Regions from separate parts of the Homo sapiens genome. Here region 1 is linked to region 2. A link is a contact called in ENCODE Hi-C data. All regions are on one chromosome and are shown on one strand. Each heading gives the region's core, a stretch centred on a gene start or an enhancer-like site at or near the end of the contact. The rest is flanking DNA. Distances are from core to core; before and after follow the strand shown. Region 1 has its middle 17 kb from the start of TINAG. Region 2 holds the start of MLIP (muscular LMNA interacting protein).

Region 1 (3,020 bases), core at 304-2,803, 180 kb after region 2:
GAAGAGCAGAGAAGCCAAACAAGTAGTAAAAATCTGCACCTAGCTTCTGTCTCCCTTGAAGTGATCTCTCAAACTCAAATTAAGAGTTGTTTTCAAAAGTTAATCTAAAGGGGCTTTTTGGTTACACAAATGTAAAATAAACTAGTACACTATTGTACAAATCTGAATGTTGTTACTTTAGAAACAGAAGATGTAAAAGGTATTCGGTAATGGAAATTTTATATGATTGAACCAGACTTCATATTCTGCAGATTCTGTTGTTTTGGGGGGATAAAAATATGACAGAATCTAAAATGAATTCAGCTTGCATTGTGCTTGAGCTGTTGCCTATTCCTGTTCAGATAAATGTGTGTGTTACTGCTTAACAGTTAGTTGTTAGATGCCTAAACTAAGACTCTGAGTTCAGCAGCACGAGTTTTGCACCATGGTGCAAGAGATGCAGAAACAAGGAAGTACGTTGTGTTTGGCTCAACCTAATTTAGTGGTCTAAACTGTGGATGTCCTTCATACGAATAACCTAAATGTGAGAAAATATACTCAACCAGTATACTTATTATCATTTCACCCATAAACTGAGTCAAAAAAAGATAAATAACCTCTAAAAAGAGTACATCAAAAGATAAGGCTAATGCCAGAACCCACATTCAATTTTCGGATTCAAAATCCCAAACTCTCTCTTCTTGACCACACTGTTTTAAATGAGATCATTTCAGACATGTTATTTATATCTCTCTGTAATGTAAGGAATACACATCTCCACCGCCCCCCCATCCCTATTTTTTTGGTCCTTGGGGCTCTGAAACGTTTTAGAAAATGTATTAGTCTTCATTCTCACTTTATTTGCTTGTGAGAGTGGAAACACTTCTCCTTTCTCTCTTCTGGTGTTCACTAGAGCAGCTGCTCAAAATGAGTCAGCTTTCCCAGTCAGCTATGGTTCCTGCCTCATGGAGGGTAGGAAAGGACATACCATCTCTGTAATAACATGCCCAAAGTTGCCTGCTTCTGGTGAGAAACAAGGAGCCCTGTCCTTGTCTGGACCATCATGCTTTCCTCAACCCAGGTGCATCCGTCTCATGTAGTGTGTTTCATCTCATTTTCCTCATTCTGTTCTGATTGAACATCAACATTTTTGAATGGGTTGTTATCATCATCTCTGTGAGCAAATGGGATGTGAATACCCTGAGGATTCCTACTCATGAATACAAATGATTTTTTTATTCTACAAAAGGAAGAAATATGATTGCTGAATATTAATAGCCCTCTGAGAATTAGAATTTAAGATTACACAAGATCTGTTTAATGCTCTTATTATCCAAAGGTGAATGATTGGAAAGGGAGGGGCAAATCCAGGAAATAATTTGGAGAGGAAACTAATATATATTGAGTGCCTATTATGTATCTGGTATGGAAGCTTTTCAATTTATGTATTTTCAATTTATGAAGTCTCACTATTTGAGTAAAATTAGATGACAATTAAAAGTGCTCACCACCAATAAATGGGTTACTAATAATGTTAGGTTATTTTAGTCATTGTGGTTTCTTGAGTCATAGGAAGCTGCTCTCCATGTGTTACTTTCAGGGTAGTTAAGGTAATTTAATGCAAATGACCTTAAAACTGACACATGGAGAGCAGCTATGACTCAAGAAACACCTCCTACGACTCCGTGCTTGATAAGTACAAAATAAGTGCCAGGAAGAAAAGGCATGGTGGGATGGAAAATAGTGATAATTTTTATAAGTTAAAAGTGATGAGGAAATGAATAGCTGTTGTACAAGTGTATGGGATAACTCATTTTTCAATAAGAATAAATCCAAATGACATATCACAAATCATGACATTATACAGGAAGGCCCTGTGTCTGTACTATTGAAATTAATAGGGAAGAGATGAGGAAAAAGAGACTGGAAAAATGAAATTTTTGAGTAACTGCAATAGTTGTTTTTCAACTTATTTCATCTTGTTCTATACAAATGAAATCATAGATTCTTAAGATGAGATATAGAGAAGAGCTTAATTTTTATTTTTTATAATTTTTACTTCCAGGTGATTCTAATCTTCAGCCAGCATGAAAAACACTGGATTAGGAGTGCTGGAGTGAGATTATGAGTTTGCAAATGAAAGGGTTTTTAAGCATTGAGAGTGTGCTGATGACATAAATATGGGATGATTCCCCCAAGTTAGTGATGATTCCATAGGCTGAAAGCCCCTTCAAATTCTCGCATTAAAACAAGTGACAAGGCAATAGATGCTGTTATCACATGCCATGAGTTCCCTTTCACTTGTGTAGAGATCATTGAGAAAGTGTCTGATCTTATTTACACATTTGTTCTTTATTCTGTTAATGTGGTGAATTACATTGATTTTCTTTTTTTTTAACGTTCATTTTAGTTTCAGGGGGTACATGTACAGATTTGTTGTATAGGTAAATTGCATGTAACTGGGGTTTAGTGTACAGATTATTTCATCACCCAGGTGATAAACATAGTCCCTGATGGGTAGTTTTTTGATCTTCATCCTCCTCCCTTCTTTCACCCTCAAGCAGGCCCTGGTATCTGTTGTTCCCTACTTTGTGTCCTATGCACTCAATGTTTAGCTCCCACTTGTAAGTGAGAACATGTGGTATTTGGTTTTCTGTTCCTATGATTTTGAATTTGCTGAGGATTATTTTATGTACAATTGTGTGGTCAATTTTAGAGTATCTGCAATGTGCACATGAGAAGAATGTACATTCTGTTGTTTTGGGGTGTAGAGTTCTGCAGACATCTATTAGGTCTATTTGGTCAAGTGTCAAGTTCAAGTTATGGATATCTGTTAAGTTTTCTGCCTCAATCATCTACCTAATACAGTCAGTGGAGTATTAAAGTCTTCCCACTGTCATTGTGTACTTATCTAAGTCTCTTCATAGGTCTCTAAGAACTTGTGTTATGAATGTGAGTGCTCCTGTGTTAGGTGTATACATATTTATGATAGTTAGGTCTTCTTATTGAATGGAGCCCTTTACCATTATGTAATGCCCTTC
Region 2 (3,085 bases), core at 167-2,666:
GGCTGTAGTGCAGTGGCGCGATATTGGCTCACTGCAAGCTCCGCCTCCCGGATTCATGCCATTCTCCTGCCTCAGCCTCCCGATTAGCTGGGACTACAGCTGCCCGCCACAACGCCCGGCTAATTTTTTGTATTTTTTAGTAGAGACAGGGTTTCACCATATAAGCCAGAATGGTCTCGATCTCCTGACCTTGTGGTCCGCCCGCCTCGGCCTCCCAAAGTGCTGGGATTACAGGCATGAGCCACGGCGCCTGGCCAGTATAGGGCTTTTTCTTGTTTTCTTTTTTCACTTTGTATCTTTGTTATTTGTTTACCTGTTTTATATTCTCAAACCATTAGCTTTTTGAGGGCAAGAGGCACTTATATTCTCTTTTGAGTATCCATAAATATGTGTAAAATAGAAGAAGGCTCATAGTTTTTTTTATAACACGGCACTTATATTCAGAAATTTAGATCATATTCTAGGTCTGTGTTGTTTGGAATAGTTCCTCCCACTGTGCTAATAGAATCACTTATAGCAATTATTTTACTCATTATGTTTCCATAATCTCAGGCTTTTGATAACATCGAAAATGTGAAGAGGCATAATCTAGGTTTCTAAAATAGTAATTCCTTCCCATAGCCTTTGATCTATATCTAGTCCTTTGGATACAACACTTTTCACTGCCAAAGCACAAATGTAGATATTACAGATTTGGAGAAAAATCAATACTTAGAAAATAGAAGTACTGAAAGCTGAAGACTCCAATCAATTTCACATATGAAGTTTTAAGGTTTGTCTGCAGTCAGGATTCTCACTGTCTTCCAGGAACCTTGGAATGAAATTCTGTTTTGACAAGGATTTGATTCCAAGCTTTATTTTAGAGGTGATTTTGTTAATAACATAACTTCAGTCACTACAGATGCTCCTGTATTGTTGCTTACAATTTATATACTAAGGATAAAGTTACTGATATTTTGAAATAACTGTGTGTTTTCTAGTTCTTTATTTGGACACAGTGTTTGCATGTATTTATACCTCTAAATGTTCTCTATGAGCATGACCAACTGATTATTGAGATTGGCAGGTGCTAGCGCCCTTCAATCAGCTTCTCATTGCTGCACAATCTGGCTTTTCTCTTCTTTTCACAGAATATATAATTGGAATACATGCATGAAAAGAAAAGAGGGAAAACACATATCAGTGGCTTTTTTTCTTTTTCTTTTTCTTTTTTTCACTTCTACTGATTCCATTTCAGCAGTTAGTATGACCTCTCATAATGTTCCAAATCTAAAAATTGTCAAAACAGAAATCTACTCTTCGGAGCTGACACAATTCCTCAATTTTGGAATGACTCTGCTTTACCTCTTTTTAGAATTTCTTCTTTCTGCGTGAGTGTGTGTGTGTTGTTTTAGTATGAGGCTCCCTTCCCACCTCAGTCATTGGTTTGCTCGCTCCCTTATGTGATGAATCAATGCTTTCAGAACAGGGGCTTCTGAGTGACTGCGGGAACAATTACTTCCAAATGACCTCGTGCATCTTATCAGGGAGCATTCAGACCACACCCCAGGTAAAAGGAAGTCTTTGCTTAATGCTTTCAGTAACTTTTAAAAGCAGTGTACGGTGCTGGTGGTATTTGCTGCAAGGATGTGAGGGAGAGCTGCCCAGTGAAGATAAATTTGTATGTATATTGAAATGAAATGCTATCTTCACTTAGAGAAAAGGGTGAGCTGATAAAGACAAAACTGCTCATTGGGCAAAGAAAATGCTCAGGATTGCCCTTGGCACAGTGATAATGTAAGATACCCTGTAATGCCTTAACAGGAGGCTAGAGGCCATCTGCGAGTGTGGGTGTCAACATCTGAAGGAAGAGAACTTTTAGGGAAATATAAGAAAGGAAGGCATTACAGCCCAAAACTGAGCAAAGGAGCTGTTAGCCTGCGTGGCATGCGGGAAAACAGTTTCTCAAATTATTAGGCTATCCGGTGAGAAGATGACGTTCTTAGAGATTTTGAGCATTTCAAAGTGTATTTAGAAAAAGATTTTAATCCTTTTATCTCATATTTCTATGACTAAATTAGTTTCCCAAGGATAGAAACTAAGATATTTAAATAACATTGACAACTGAAAGTGTTAATTGGCAATTAACAAGTGCAATGCTGTTAACATGCATCTGTTGCTGCTTTGTGTGGAAAATGGTTTTTCATCACCATAGCAATTCATTCTTAGGCTACATTGGAACTTAGCCACAGTATGCAGTAAACAGCAAATATTTTTTTGTTCTCTCCTAAACAAGGGATTAAATAGTCTACTGGCTAATATGTGGCTCTTTATCTGAATGTTGCATTGCATAGTTGGTGTAATTTCAAATTCTTTTCCAACTGAAATTCCTTGTGAATGAGTATTAGATCCTTGGTAAGTTAAGGATGCTAGGTAAAGGTGGTGAAAAGAGCTAATATTGTACTGTTAGCTTAAAAGCGAATACCAAATGATTGCCCTTTTTGTGATTATTCTTCTGAAGATATGTATGTGGACAGGAATTTATGTCTGATCTTGTTATTCTCCAACAGTAACTCAGGAAGATGAATAAGTCTTTAGTTTTATTAGATTTCCTGTTTCTGTGTTTTCTGGAATCACATCATGTACTGGTTCAACTAAAATAAAAAAAAATTGTTTCCTTACACTGGTGAGAAAATTTTATGTAGGATATGGATGTTTCTTTAGGAAAATATAACAATAAATTAGAAAGAAATAGGTTTTCTTCTTTTCAGTTGCCTTTATTGTCAGGATGTGGTTATGTTTAGAAATTTTTTAGGCAGTACCGTTGTAAAAGCATACCTTATTCATTGAAGCATCAGTTTTCATTCATACTTTGTTTCTACTTTATTCACTGAAAGTTATAGCTGTCAACTTTTAAAAAGTTCATAGCATGTGACATACCAGTTGTGGAGCTGTATTTGTATCTTAGATACTTAAGTAGCATTGAATTATACAAATTGTGCAAGGTGTTTGAAGAAATAAATTTTCATCATTATATATGCTTTAGAAGGTAAAGCTACTTACTGCTTATAATGGTTATATGTATTTTGTAACCATGGGGTGCTTA

The links. A loop is a pair of places that touch in the nucleus more often than their neighbours do. Pooled maps may share reads with other maps.
Region 1: a loop to region 2 is called in a map of endothelial cell of umbilical vein, with 7 times the contacts of the local background. The contact joins the enhancer-like site here to the promoter of MLIP in region 2. A Hi-C loop is called at or near these places in 1 of 168 maps with a recorded cell type or tissue (endothelial cell of umbilical vein), 1 of 37 single-sample maps with no recorded cell type and 4 of 50 pooled maps.

What each region holds. Positions count from the first base shown.
Region 1 is chr6:54,290,363-54,293,382 of GRCh38, forward strand. No RefSeq gene overlaps it. Among named protein-coding and RNA genes, the nearest start is that of TINAG, 17 kb to the right of the region's middle. Within about 2 kb of position 1,554, at least 3 of the 41 ENCODE cell types and tissues checked have a DNase peak (open chromatin) inside an H3K27ac peak, as active enhancers do; they include endothelial cell of umbilical vein, where a contact is called at or near this core.
Region 2 is chr6:54,110,027-54,113,111 of GRCh38, forward strand. MLIP (muscular LMNA interacting protein) reads left to right here and starts at 1,417. Exons shown (of 14, transcript NM_001281747.2): 1 at 1,417-1,549. The coding sequence starts at 1,454.